Linked DNA regions of Homo sapiens: regions 1, 2 and 4 are each linked to region 3. Evidence: chromatin contacts called from ENCODE Hi-C or POLR2A ChIA-PET data. All regions are on one chromosome and are shown on one strand. Each heading gives the region's core, a stretch centred on a gene start or an enhancer-like site at or near the end of the contact. The rest is flanking DNA. Distances are from core to core; before and after follow the strand shown.

Evidence for each region. A loop is a pair of places that touch in the nucleus more often than their neighbours do. ChIA-PET counts read pairs that join two places held with the same protein, here RNA polymerase II (POLR2A). Pooled maps may share reads with other maps.
Region 1: a map of tibial artery shows a loop between it and region 3 (7-fold over the local background). The contact joins the promoter of EVA1C here to the promoter of RCAN1 in region 3. A Hi-C loop is called at or near these places in 2 of 168 maps with a recorded cell type or tissue (naive thymus-derived CD4-positive, alpha-beta T cell and tibial artery).
Region 2: a loop to region 3 is called in a map of CD4-positive, alpha-beta T cell, with 5 times the contacts of the local background. The contact joins the promoter of MIS18A-AS1 here to the promoter of RCAN1 in region 3. A Hi-C loop is called at or near these places in 3 of 168 maps with a recorded cell type or tissue (CD4-positive, alpha-beta T cell, CD4-positive, alpha-beta memory T cell and naive thymus-derived CD4-positive, alpha-beta T cell) and 7 of 50 pooled maps.
Region 4: a loop to region 3 is called in a map of CD8-positive, alpha-beta T cell, with 6 times the contacts of the local background. The contact joins the promoter of CFAP298-TCP10L here to the promoter of RCAN1 in region 3. A Hi-C loop is called at or near these places in 2 of 168 maps with a recorded cell type or tissue (CD8-positive, alpha-beta T cell and naive thymus-derived CD4-positive, alpha-beta T cell) and 11 of 50 pooled maps. POLR2A ChIA-PET finds 5 or more read pairs at or near these places in 1 of 52 experiments (activated T-cell).

Annotation. Positions count from the first base shown.
Region 1 is chr21:32,411,058-32,414,624 of GRCh38, forward strand. EVA1C (eva-1 homolog C) reads left to right here and starts at 1,649. Exons shown (of 8, transcript NM_058187.5): 1 at 1,649-1,956. The coding sequence starts at 1,797.
Region 2 is chr21:32,277,624-32,281,289 of GRCh38, forward strand. MIS18A-AS1 (MIS18A antisense RNA 1) reads left to right here and starts at 1,582. Exons shown (of 1, transcript NR_046576.1): 1 at 1,582-3,376. MIS18A (MIS18 kinetochore protein A) reads right to left here and starts at 1,426. Exons shown (of 5, transcript NM_018944.3): 1 at 1,058-1,426. The coding sequence starts at 1,391. RefSeq lists enhancers at 675-1,176, 1,177-1,676, 1,620-1,839.
Region 3 is chr21:34,612,906-34,616,407 of GRCh38, forward strand. It overlaps RCAN1 (regulator of calcineurin 1), which reads right to left and starts at 2,208. Exons shown (of 4, transcript NM_004414.7): 1 at 1,855-2,208. The coding sequence starts at 2,106. RefSeq lists silencers at 1,723-1,822, 2,013-2,442.
Region 4 is chr21:32,611,029-32,614,341 of GRCh38, forward strand. CFAP298-TCP10L (CFAP298-TCP10L readthrough) reads right to left here and starts at 1,349. Exons shown (of 12, transcript NR_146639.2): 1 at 1,077-1,349. CFAP298 (cilia and flagella associated protein 298) reads right to left here and starts at 1,349. Exons shown (of 7, transcript NM_021254.4): 1 at 1,077-1,349. The coding sequence starts at 1,215. RefSeq lists enhancers at 771-820, 1,481-1,590.

The DNA.
Region 1 (3,567 bases), core at 399-2,898, 2.2 Mb before region 3:
ACTCCCAGGACTCGGGAGCATGGCTGCCTCCCTGTGCCAACACTGTCAGTCACTAGCGCAGAACCTGGCACACGTTGGTACCAATTCATATCTAAACTGGATGAATGAACAGACAGAATGGAAAGTACAGGAGGGACCCGAGTTTTGGACAAACATTACTTACCCTGTGGCTCCTAAGTGCTGGGCATCCTTACCCACACTCCCAGCTTCAGTTTCCCTAACCTAGAGAGCGCACACTAATATTTATGTTCAAATGTTATTGGGGAGGTTGAGTTTTTATTTAATATTTGAATGTAGATTTTAAAAATCATTATGCCAGACAGGCTGGGCCTCACTCGATAAACACTGATGTTTAGCATTTAACACACTTTTCCCCAGACTGGAAGAAGAGGCCGAGATCCCAATTCGGTGACCCAGCCCTTGCTGGAGTACTAGGTGGTATCTAATGCCATCCACCCTTCCGGGATCTTTACGGCCCACCTCTGAGTGGGTCCCACGGGGACCCTCAGCCGCATTTTCTTTCTGCAGGCCTCCCTGCACACTCTGGGGCGTTCGCAGCTCTGGAGCCCGCGGGGCAGTGCGTCCGGCCCCGCCCTGGGCCTCATTATCTACGTTTCCGCGTCACGCCCGCCGCGAACTTGGCAGGCCCTCCCGCCGGGTTCGGGAACACTGTGTGCCTAGCGCCCGCCCTCCTCCCTTCCGCCGGCCCCGCGCGATCCATAGGGTTTGGGTCGCTGGGCGCCAGGTACCCGCACCCGGCAAGCAGCCACGGAGCCCCTCGCGCACTTGTCCTCGATACCCTTGAGTTGGGGCTACGCAGGCCACTCCTAGGCCACTGGCTGGGCGTCCGAACGTGGGTCACCCCGCGCACAGTCTAGAGGTTCAGAAAGATGCTGTGGCCCACTTTAAAACAAAGCCCAATTATTAGCGCTCGGCGGCTGTTTGCGCCGGTGCAGTGTCAGATCCCCCAGCGCTGCGGACAACCAGCACCCAAAGGAAGCCGAGCTGGAGCTAAAGATCCCGGCTCCGGAGCCATCTGACCGGTTTTGAGACCTCCAGCTCGTCGCCGTCCTGGCTGCGAGAGCTTGGGCACGGCGCCGGGGCTCAGTCTCCTCTTCTGTGGAATGGCGATAACTGTATGTGCCGGGTGACTGCACGTGGCGCGCGGCGGGTGGCGGGGATGGCAGCGGTGCGATCCCACGCCTCCAGGACCCCACCTTCCTGCGGCCCCCGATCGGCCCCGCCCCGGGGGCGCCCCAGCTGCACGCGCGGCGCTGGCTCCAAAGTGCGTCACGGGCACCGGCCGCGCTCCTTCTGCCGCCAGGGCGAGGCTGGCACCCGGCCAGCGCGGGCAGGGCCACGGGTGCCCGGCTGTTTCCCGGGTGTGGAAGGCGCTCAAGGTGCGCGGCCCGGGGCGCGCTACTGGGGGCGCCCTCCGCGGTGGGCAGCGCGCCAGGGATCGGCCTGGGCAGCCGCGGGGCGCGCGAAGGCTGCGCTTTCCCTACGGCCCCCCTCGCTTCCTCCGGCACGGCGGCAACGGAGATTTCCTCTCGGGGAAACTACGCGGATCCTTTTCGGGGATCCTCGCCCCGCCCCAGTTCTCCGCCCCCTCCCCTTTGCTGGGGCGCCTGGGCTGGCCCGCGCAGGGGAGGAGGCTCTGGCAGCCTGGGCAGGGAGGCGGCGGGGGGCCGCGGAGCCGCTGGCCATCGATTCTCCCCGCCATGTGACGCCGTCCTTAGCCCTGCGACCCCCAGCGCGTCCCGGGCCTGCGCCTCCGCCCCGCCGCGCAGCGCACGATGCTTCTGCCGGGACGCGCACGCCAACCGCCGACGCCCCAGCCCGTGCAGCATCCCGGCCTCCGCCGGCAGGTAGAGCCGCCGGGGCAGCTCCTGCGCCTCTTCTACTGCACTGTCCTGGTCTGCTCCAAAGAGATCTCAGCGCTCACCGACTTCTCTGGTAAGAGCGCCCTCCCTGGCTGTGTGCCCCCGGCACCGCGGAGCGCCCAGGTGAACCCTCGACTGGGGGCAGCCGCACCAGTGGACACGGCGGGGTAGGATTAAAGTTGAGGCGTGCTCACAGACACTTGTCTGGTGTGAGCCCTTGGCATATAGATGGCTGCGAGTGAAGTGGCGACGGGGGACTGCCACTCCCAAGAAGGAAGGGTGTGTAATGTATTCAGAGTTTCTCGCCCTGCTGTTGACCTCGTCAATTTCCTAGCATTAGGGACCTGGTCCTGAGCCACGCTCGTTCTATGGAGGCTCCTTAAACTGAGCCCTGTGCCGCGCCCAGCGCTGTAAAATACACGTGTTGTGGTCGGAGGCGTTGCGCCGCGTTTGTCACCCGCGTAGCCCGTTTGCCCATGTAAGGAGACTAGCCCAGGGGACACTTGACCTCGAGTCCACATTGGCAGGTAGAAAGGGAAGCCCGCGGGGACTGGAGGTCTGGTGGAAAGGCAGTGAGGGATGAGGAGATACTTAGATAAGAGAGAGGAGCCTCTCTGCCAAAGTGTACCAGGGTCCTCCCTCTCCAATTCCAGTTTCCTTCACAGAAAATAATGACTTCCTACTCTCGAATAAACTAGGAGGCTTTTCTTTTTGGGAATCGTGATCCAGGCTCTCGCAGCGGATCTCAGATAGTTCTGAGCTTACAGGTGTGACGCCCCAAAGTGAAAGGGATTTCTAGGTTGACGATAGCCATAGGAGCACATGCTTAAGTTAGCGCTGCAGTTGCTTAAGGTAACACATGTCCTTGCCGCTGAAGCACACCTGGATCTCCCTCTGGCAAGGCTGGAGGCCTTCAGCCTTCCCCAGCCCAGCTTAGGGAGCAGCTCTGAGCCCCATACTCCTCCTTCTCCAGGGATCTTCTGCCAAGTTCAGGCTTTGCACAGTCGGTCCCTATCGGGTCCTCAGTGCAGAGTCTTTTGCAACATAATGGTGGTAAAGGGAGTCCTCCTCAGTCCTGTTTGTGCAGTAGGCTAGTACATAGCAAAGAACAAGGGCAAACCAGAAGTTGAGATGGGGTTCTAGTTTACTTACAGAGAATGTCATTGTTAGTGGAGAGCCCTTAGGTCAGAGGTTCTTTGCTTTGAATATGTAATATCAAGGCAGTATTCCTACCTAGCAAAGGAAGCCAAGATAAGGCCTATTTGGCAAGCCACCCACGGCCCTTAAAATCAAGCATCCCAGGATCAGAACTCTGTGGTAAGAGTTGTGGGGAAATGCATCAGACTTTTCAAGGGCTATTAACTTTTTTTTTTGTACTACTAGAACTTTCTTGGCTGCTAGAAAAGCTCTGTATTAGCTGATTTGAGCTATGGAAAGCAGTTCTGAGTTCAGCCACCATCTAGCTCTGAATTCTAAGGAAATAATTGAAAACTGACAAGCCTTTTTGTGTTTGTGACATCATTGCAACTGAACAAATATTGCTTTAGGCAAATTGCAGTGTAACCATTAGATTGTTTTCACAGATTATAGACACTTAGAGTTCTGTTGCTTTAGGGAAGCAGTTGCAATACTTGTAACAGTCTATAGATTACCACCCAAGTTTGGAATTGTCTGTATCTAGCAA
Region 2 (3,666 bases), core at 332-2,831, 2.3 Mb before region 3:
TTATTTTGGCGAGGCTGATCTGGAATTTTTGTATTTTTAGTAGAGATGGGGTTTCATTCACCATGTTGGCAAGGATGGTCTCAATCTCCGGATCTCGTGATCCGCCCACTTCGGCCTCCCAAAGTGCTGGGATTACAGGCCTGAGGCACCGCGCTCGGCCTGGTTTGATTTTGATAGGTGCAAAGAGTTAATCTCAACTTTCAGTTAACTACTGGACACTGGTGTGCTCCTTTATTCCCAGTATTACACCAAGGAAAACGTTCCAGAAACGTCGATAAGCCGGTGGTGAATTACTGCCATCGGAACATTTACGGCATTCAAAGACAGAAAAAACTTCATCTTGAAAAATCACAATCCAAAAACAACAGCCATTCTTACACCAATTCATAAAAAATATGTGAACCACTTTATCCCTAAATACTGCAAAAACATCAAAATGAGGGAACAGTGGAACAACAGAGGTAAGAGGTAACTGCTAGAACCAGGATTAGAAACTAATTCCTGCCTTCTTCTGAACTCTTTTGCTACATCCTCCTTCCTCGCCAGTTTTCATGGGGTTGTTGGTGCTTTTATTGCAAGTTTCCTTCCCTTTCTTCCCTATAGCACTGTGTTCCGTCAACTCTGCGGCTCTATCACTGGAGGCTGTAGAGGCATCCGCTGATACACCAACAGCCTGCTAATTTCTATGGGGAGTAATAGTACTGGCTGCACCTCAAGTGCTTACAGTCTAGTTGACCATTTGTTTCTCTTTTTTTAGGGTCTTTAAAAGTGTTATTCTTTGTCGCCCTTTGTTTCTGAGTAATGCTCACGATGATGCTGATTCAACCACTGCTCTTCTGGGATCGGGGACCCCAGAAAAGAACCCACCGCCCGAGAGCCAAAGTGGAGGGGTGACCCTCCTCCCCTTTTCCTGCCACAGCTCACACTCTCAGACTTTTTGCTCTTAAAGTCCCTGGGCAGCCCCAAGGAGCCCCCGCCTCCTCCCGGGCCGCCCACGCGCGGCACCCCTGGAAGAAGGCGACCCCACGCCCCCCCTGCCCGGCTCGACCCAACTGACAGCGAAGCAGGATGCAGTTGGTGTCCTCCTGGCTGGCCACCCAGCTCAGCGAGTCGCCCAGCGGCCGCCGGCAGCCGGAGCACAGGAACACCAGCGGCCTCTCCTCCGCAGCCGCCGCCTCCTCCTCCAGCTGCGCCCTCTCCATGTCGGCCACCGACGCGTCTTCGCTCATGGAGCTCCACATGCTCGCCCACTTCTGCAACAGCTGGTGGCGGCTCGAGTCTTCGGAGAGTCTCTTGCCCAACAGCGAGGAGTCGCTGCATTTGCCCTTGTCGCCGCACTCACAGCCGCCAGCGCATCCTCTGCTACACCTCAGTGACCGAACGCCTGCCATTACCTACAAATCGCCCGCGCCCCAGAGCGCCATGGGAAAAAAAACCGCCGCTGCTCATGCGCGGGGCGGGGAGCGGTGGCGGAGGCCGAGAAGGGGCAAAAGCCTGAAGGGGGCGGGACGGCGGGCGGCCTCTAGTGCGCATGCGCGCCGTGCGGCCTTGGCCAAGCGTGATAGTCACTGCGCCTGCGTCAGGTTTTCCAGCCTGAAGAAATTGATGATGCAGACCTGTTTGCTTGTCTTCCTAAGGATTATTCACCCCTTTCCGTGGGAGGGGCAGCGTCACTGAGAAAGTTACGGGTTGCAAGCTTGAGTGTCTAAGAACCGCCTGGCGAGCTTCTTAAGCAGATCGCCAGGTTCCATCTTCGCAGACTCTGGTTCAGCAGGTAGCAGGTTAGCCCGAGAATCTGCATTTCTAACAAGCTCCTAGGCGTGCCCACGCTGTCAGTATTGGCAGCCCAACCTTTTTTGGGGGGTGGGGGGGGGAGTTTTTCTATGTTGCCGGTCTCGAACTCCTAGCCTTAAGCGATCTTCCCTACTCGGCCTCCCAAAATGCCAGGATCGCAAGCGTAAGCCACTGTGCCAGACCACCACCCTTTTTCTTCTTTTTTGTAAGTGGACTAATTATAGTTGTATATAAGCAGCTCCACTTTTGATGACCACTGCTCTATTTTGTCGGCTCCTGGGGACCTCCTTTCCATGAAGTGGAGAAGGAAGGGGATAGAGGAGTCCCTCATCACAGGGTCCTTTTGCGCACTGCTATCCCTGGAATGAGACCCTGGGAAGGGCCCCGGATCACTCAGGCTGTCACTGCAAGGAAAAAGTTGAGGAAGCAGCAGTGCCCCTGGAAAGCCTGGAAGTGTCCCTGCTGCTTGGATCAAGGAACAATTCGTCCTTGCAAGGAAGAAGCATCCCTTGTTGATGATAAGGACAGATTTCCTCAGCTGCCCCAGAAAGCCAGCCTCTGCCTAAAACACCGTAGGTCAGGAGGGAAAGCTGGCGGGGAACCAGCCAGCTGCACCACAGACAGTCTGGTGGTATACCTGGGAAGAAAGCTACCTGCAAGGACCTACTCTGTTCCTACTACGCTCTGGGTGTCCCCCAAGTCACTGCCTATTTTGCTTGGTTGCATAAACTATTTATGTAAATGTACTTCCAATTTTAGTGCTTACAGCCACTAGCAAAAAGCAAAAGCTTTGGAGTCAGTGGTCCTGGTTAACTTACCCCTCCCTCCACAAGGTAGTAACAGTGTAGGGAACTGTGGAAAAGGCTGTTTGCCTTCCCTGAGTCTAATTCTTCATGGAGTAAATGGAGTCTGTTTCTTCAGTACTACACCAAGTTGTTCATGAGGATCGAGTTTTCTAATATTCATGAAAATACTTTGTAAACCCTGGCACACCATGCTCATGTTAATCACCTTCTTACTGGAAGAAAATGCTTTAGATAATTTAGGCTTTTTTTTTTTACCCATAGAATTCCCTTCCTTCCTTCTGCTTTTTTTTTTCTTTTCTTTATTTTTTCAGAGATGATGTTTCAGTATGTTGCCCAGGCTGGTCTCGAACTCCTGGCCTCAAGCGATCCTCCTGCCTCAGCCTCCCAAGTAGCTGGAACTACAGGCATGCCTCACCATACTTTGCCCCTTCTACTTTTGTAGAGCCAAGCCTGACCTTCCTGGACTGTTGTTTTCAAGCATAATATCTCTGGTACAACATTGATACAATCCACATGAGTTCTTTAAGTAAGTGGCTAGTTACTTGGGGATTCAAAGGATCATCTTGTCTCAGACTTTGGGTTCCTATTGTCAATACTTAAATTCTATGATAGGATGCCCCAGGAAAGAAGGAATACAAGGCCGAGCTGCGTGGTGACTTTCAGGGGCCCTATTTTTGCCTTAGTAGGCCTTTCTCTCCATAAAACAGTTAATAAAAATTTCATTTTATAGTCACATTGCTATGAAGATGATTATATTAAAATGATATCATAAAACATTTTTAGACCTGTAAGTTCATTTATTGCTCTTGATTAAAAAAATTGAAACATTTTCATGGTCCTTCAGAATATCATGGTTTGTAGGCATGATGCCTCCTGCACATCATGGAGAAGTTGGCTGATGCAAAATGAATTCCTCTATAGGCACAAGTGTGTTTGTATTAATATTATGAATATAAAAACAAGGCTAGCCATGGTGGCTCATGCCTGTAACCCCGGCACTTTGGGAGGCTGAAGCGAGAGAGTCACTTGAGCCCAGGAGTTTGAGAACAACCTGGGCAACATAGAG
Region 3 (3,502 bases), core at 958-3,457:
GCCCCCTCCCCTTGCTCTCTATCCCTGTTTCAGTCTCTTCATCGCATTTATCACTATCCGAAATGATCTTGTTCACTTGCCTTTTTCCTATTGTCTATCTCCCCCTCAACCACTGGATCCTAAGCTCCATGAAAGCAAGGAGCTTGAAATGTTCCCTGCTTTATCCTCTGGGCCTAAACCAGTGGCTGGAACACAGTAAGCACTCAATAGACAGCAAAGCCTGAATGAACCAATGCTACATTGTCTCTGCTCAAAATATCACCATATCAGTAAGACCTTCCCTGATCATCTTATGGAAAATAGCAATCTCCCCTCCACTCCCAGATCTCCACTCCCTCCTCCTGCCCTCCAAGTCTTATTTTTTCCTATAGCATCATTACTTTCTGATACATTTGATATTTCTTTATTGCTTGTTTCCCTTCCAAAAAATGTCAACCCTGGAGGCAGAAATGCTATTTTATTTACTGATGCAGCCTCAGAGCCTAGGACAGTACCTATCCCGTAGCGAAGTCTCAATAAATATTTGTTAAAATGAATAGCTAGCGAAGTGGGCAAACTTTCATACAACACAATTTCAGGATTGTATCCAACACTGGAAAAAATTGTCTCCAACACTACAAGTAAGTGCCGTCTTACGTGACTTGACCTTGTTCTAGCAGAAAGACAGCCTAGAACTCCTAAGGAAAAGGTCTGAAATGCTGGCTAGCGCTTAGTTTATATGGAGAGGAAAAGGTTTTAGAGTAAGATCAATCAGTAAGACCCTGAGTTCCTGACAATTGCTGCTCTAGAAAGCATGCCTGGAAGCTTACCTAAGCACACGGCCATTGTAATTCCTTTCAGAAAGTAAGTGAACATATAAATTATAAATAAATGACACTTACATACACCATTCTGTTTCACAGTGGTGTTGTATTGGCAGCAGCCTTCAACTATAGTTCATTGACAGCATTTGTGGACCCACAGCCAAGCGCTGAAAGCACTGCTTTTTTTGACAGCTGCTCTCCTAATGGGGCATCTCTCAAAGACCGGTTTCATTCTGTGACGCCCACGTTGTCCACATTTTATTCTGCACAATAACTGCAGATTTGAAATAAATTCTTCCTCCCCACCACCATTATTGATTACTCATACCTGCCCCTCACCCTCCAAAGTGTCTAAATTGTGTGGATTTTGCGGGGGTGGGGGGAGGCGGGGGAAGGAGTCGACTCCCCATGTACTGGGTGTCCCCGATGGCGGCAAGCCACACCTTCACACAAGGGGGCAAGGTTCTTGACTAAATATCCTAAAGGTCTGAAAGATGGTCCCCTTCCCCCCAACACAATTCCACCAAAACTGGCCAGCCGCTGGCTAATGAGCAACCACGGATCCTCACCCAAACATTGGCTTTTCTTCCAATAGTGCAGATTGGGAATGCAGGGACGTCGTCCTATTTATGAACACTGAGTCACGTCGCCGCTCAATGTCTGTTTCCTCCTCCCTAGGAATGAGGTGACCCCCTCCTCCAGCGAGTAAATGCGGGGCGATGGCGAGAGCGCAGGGGGCGGCGGCGCTGCCCCACCTTGGGGAGCGAATTCACCCCCCTAGTCGCACCAGCCTGGGCGCACACGGGGGCCGGGGCGAGCCTGTGGGACTCTGCAGTGAGCTCCGCGCGCCCCGGGGGTGCTAGGGGACCGGGACCCTCGGGGCGCCGTCCCCACGCCCCAGCCCTGACGGGTCCGCGGCCGAGCAGCCCGGGGGACGTCGCTGCCTCCCCGCCCCGCGCGCGGCCGGGACTGGGCGCTGCGACCCGCGCCGCCTCCTCGGGCAACAAGTGTCCGCCCTCCGCCCCGACGGCCCGCCCGGCGCGGTCCTCACCCGGCACAGGCCGTCCACGAACACGCGCGGGTCCAGGTGACAGGCGATGGTGGCGCTGGGCAGGTCCTGCAGGTCCACCTCCTCCATCTCGCAGTCAATGAAGCTCCAGTCGCCGCCGCCCTCGTCCGCCTCGGCCGCCCCCGAGAGGGGCGCGAAGGGCCGCAGCGTCACCCCGGGCCGCGCTCGCGCCTCGGCCGCCTCCGCCGCCTCCGCCGCGGCCCCGAGCTGGGGACCGGCCACGCCGTCCTCCATCCCCGCGCCCGCGCGACCCTGTGCGCCCCAGCGGGCTGCTCCGGGCTTGCGCGCCGGAGCCTCACGCGCTCCGGTCCGCGCCCGGCCGGCGGCTCCGCCGTTAACCCCCTCGGAATCGCGCGGCGGCAGGCGGCGGGCTGTCAGCAGTCTCCCAGCGACACGGCCTCCCAGCGCCAGCCCCGCCCGTCACCGTTCCGCGCGGGAGGGGCAGAAGCCCGGCGCGGCGACCGCCCCCCCAGCCCCTAGGGCCGGCCACCGGCAGATCCAACGGTGGCCCCTTTAAGGCCGGCGCCGGTTGGGTTATTGTACCCCGCCCTTCCAGGAGACGGGGCCAATAAAGGAACGGAATTCTCTTCACGTGACCTTCCTTCTGCCGCCCGAAGCCCGAAGCCTCAGGGCGGCCATGTTGGTTAGGGGCAAAGTCCTCGTCCCCAGTTCCGCTTTTCTGACAGCTGGTGCCAGCTGAAGGACGCCGGGCAGAGTCCTCGGCTCTTGGGCCCTTGGGGTGATAACTGGGGAGGCAACGTTTTTGTGGTTCCCATGCGGGGACGTTTTGAAGCACAGGGGCCCACTTTTGGGAATTTAAGCGAGACATAGTCTCCCTGTGGCTCTGTGGCCCCTGGCAAGTGGTTAGATGCTTACCGTATATTATCAGATATAGTCGCAATAAAGACTGAACTAGACCATGATAACAATGCCTTACTTTTCTATTTCAGCGTATTAGTCACTATACCATTGTGAAAATTTATGTAATTAGAAGTAATTTTTCTGAATTACCATTATATGCTATGTACAATAGGACATAACGAAAGAATTAAGAGATCACCCCTTTCCTTTGGGGAATAGCGGAAAAATAAGAGGACCTCAAGTGAGCAGACATGTCTCTTCCTGAAAAATAGAATTCTTTTTTGGACAGTATGATACAGTGAGAACTTGGGTCTGAATTTCAGCTTTGCTTTTTAACTACTTGTACAAATAAGCTGAATCTTAGTTTCCTCATCTGAAAAAAATGAAGACATATTACTAAGAATTCAGTCAGTGCTTAATAAATGGTAGCTGTTTATGCACTGGGTTCTTTGGAGGTTGTGAAATTACAGTTATATTTTTTCTTAGAGTAGGCTTACTCTCTAGTTAGGAAGTGTTAGTAATTATAACAAAAAGTATATCCAACAGCTGAGATTTATTCAGAACTTGCCATGTGCACGGTTCTATGATTACTATTATCATAGTCTTAGGACAGTTTGTGTCCTCAGGGAGCTAAACCCAAGAGGAATAATAATACCCATCTAGAGATAACTCATAAAATAGAATATGATATGAGGATGTGAAGAAATTGGAACCGTCATACTGTGAAAGGGAAATCTTGGGCCCCCAAAATCACTAAGGAAAACTAAAG
Region 4 (3,313 bases), core at 99-2,598, 2.0 Mb before region 3:
CGCGATGGATCACACTTGTAATCCTAGCACTTTGGGAGGCGGAGGCAGGCGGATCACCTGAGGTCAGGCGTTCGAGACCAGCCTGGCCAACATGATGAAACCCCGTGTCCACTAAAGATACAAATATTAGCTGGGCGTGGTGGTGGGCGCCTGTAATCTCAGATACTTGGGAGGCTGAGGCAGGAGAATAGCTTGAACCCGGGAGGCGAAGGTTGCAGTGAGCAGAGATCGCGCCACTGCACTCCAGCCTGGGCAACAGTAAGACCCTGTCTCTCACACACACACATACCATATATATATATATATATATAATTTATTTATATTTATATATACATATATATAATTTATTTATATTCATATATACTATATATATGGTATTTATTTATATTTATATATATTTAATTAATTAAAATGCAAATGTAAAATTCGGTTGCCTGGCCGCACTAGCCACATTCCAAATGCTCTACGGCCACAAGTGGCCGGCAGCTGCCCAATGGACAGCACAGATGGGGGCCCTTCCACCGCCGGAAAGTTCTGCGGCAAAGCGGGTGCCCTGGAACCTGCGCGGGGTAGGGAGACGGCGCCGCAACGCAACAGGCCGTTTCCAGGGCGGGGAAAGATCACCAAGGCTTCCTCAACTGTAAGGGGCCGTCCCAAAGCCAGGTGGCTCGCTGCTTTACATTGGGCGACTAAAAATAGTAAATTCAGCTTTTAAAAGCCCACCTAGTTCTCATCTCACCCCTCACACGTGATTAATTGCACTAAGTCTGCTGTTCAGCCCGGCCTTTCGGCTCCCTCCTCCCTCCCCAGCCCATTTCCACTTATTCGCAGCACCCCAAATCCTGGCTCCGAGAGGCACCTGGGCCCACCTCCCAGCCCGGGGTGTCAGACAGGCCGGATCTTCTCCGGTTCCTTATTCATCTCCGGTTAACCCTAGTGTCCCGTTTCAACCCCGGCTGCTGCAAATCTCTTCAATAATCTTCACAAACCTGACCCCTCGGCCCACCCTGCCCCTCTTTCTCCATCCCACGCCGGTCTCTCGATCTGTCCGGGATGGGCCCACCCGCGAGCCGCACCTGAGCAGAGGCGCTGCACCTTGAGCCGCCCATTATAGACCCGGGCCACCTGCACCGTGAGCTCCTCCAGCTCGGTACTCCCAGGCGCCTGCAGCAGGAACTGGCTCTCGTCGCCCCGCTTCACGTGCAGCAGAACCATGGCGGTCCCGCCGAGGTACTGAGGCGTTGAGAAGGCCCCGGCTGCGTGGCCCGCGGGTCCTGCCGGCCGAGGGTCGCCGGATCGCCAGCAGCTGCGACGCACTAACAGCCGCTCACAGTCCGGAATCCCACGCTCCCTAGCCCGCGGTGAGCGGGGGAAACGGCACTCGCTCCCGGAAGTGGATGTTGCCAAGAGCAACAGTGAAGCAGAGTTAAAGAGCCGCCAGCTCAAGCTCAGAACCCGAGTGGGGGAGGCTGGGGTGCACCGAGGCCCAGCAATCCAAGCCCGTACGGAGCTGCGGCCGGGGAAACCACCCACACAGTCTGAGAGGACAGCTGATTCTGAGCGGACCGACGGAAGGAGATTCGCAGAGCCCCTTCCCGGAAGTGACTGTTGTCGCGGCAACTGCCAAAACACAGACCAAGTCGCTGAAGGGGAGGGCGGACCTCCCAATCGACTGGTCTGGGGCCCGAGATTTCCACTCAGGGAGATACGTGGGCTGAGATGGGAGTTACTAGATGGGGAACGGGAAATACGGCGGGAACCACAATCGCGCAGTTCCGCAGCTGCCGCCCCACAACCGCTCCACATTCCAGCGTCCCTTCCGCCGCTTTCAGTCTCCACTTCCGGCAACGTTTCCACGCTGTTTCCGGCCTGGGAAAGTTCGGCGGCAGCGACCCAGAACTGAGTCTTGCTGTTCGCTGCTGTTTGCGCGGGTCAGCTTTTCAGGACGGAGGGGCCAGGGCGAGTGTCCGCACTTCTTCGTTCAGGTTGATTTGGATGGCGTTGCTGGGGTAGCTCCAGCGGCCCCTGCCAGAGCGACCCTCCCAGAAATATCCAGCCATCCTCCAGCGGACTCTTGCTGAAGGCAGTCGGCGTCAGTCGCTGTTTATTCCGGGCCCCACAGATCCAGAGTCACTGCTCTCATGGAGCTTATATTTTAGTGTGACAAAAAGAAAACAAAAATAAATGGACAGGCCAGGAGCGGTGGCTCACGCGTGTAATCCCAACACTTAGGGAGGCCGAGGAGGGCGGATCACCTGAGGTCAGGAGTTCGAAAGCAGCCTGGCCAACATGGTGAAACCCCTTCTCTACTAAAAATACAAAAATTAGCCGAACGTAGTGGCGCGTGCCAGTAATTCCAGCTACTAGGGAGCCTGAGGTGGGAGAATTGCTTGAACCCGGGAGGCGGAGGTTGCAGTGAGCCTAGATCGCGCCACTACCCTCCAGCCTTGGCGACAGAGTGAGACTGTGTCTCAAAAATAATAAATAAACAAACGGACAACACAAATTCAAATACAGATCTAAAGAAAACTAAACAGGTTGATGGACTTCTTATGTTTGATGGTCAGGGAATGTACACCTTCTGCGATATTGGGAGTAATATTATCGTCTCCCGCCCTGAATATTTAGAAAAATATCACAGTGGGGTGTACACCCCTGCGATATTGAGAGTAATGTCATCCTCTCCACCCAGGAAATTACTAACAAGGTCACGGAGGGGTGTACTCCCCCTGTGATATTGGGAGTAATGTTTTCCTCCCCAAACCTGGATGTTAGCAACAAGATAACAGAGGGGGTGTACACACCCTGCGATATTGGAAGTAATATGATCCTCTCCCCCCCGGATACTGGGAAAAATATCACAGCGCGGGTATACATTTCCTTCGCTGTTGGGAGTAATATCATTCTTTTCCTCTCTGGATATCAGGAACAATATCACAGGGGTGGTGTACATTTCCTTCGATATGGGGAGTAATATCATCCTCTCCCCGTTGGGATACTAGGAACAATATCCCAGGGGGGTGTCCACCCTCTGCGATATTGGGAGTAATATCATCCTCTGTTTCCCCGGATATTAGACACAATATCACAAAAAAGTGTACACCCCCTGCGATATTGGGAGTAATATCATACTCTCCTTCCCTGGATATTAGAAAACAATATCATCAGGGGTGAGCACCCCCTGCGATAATGGAAGTAATATTTTCTCTTTTTTTCTTTTCTTTTTTTTTTTTTTTTTTTTTTAACAGAGTTTCACTCTTGCTGCCCAGGCTGGAGTGTAATGGCATGATCTCGGCTCACTGCAGCCTCTGCC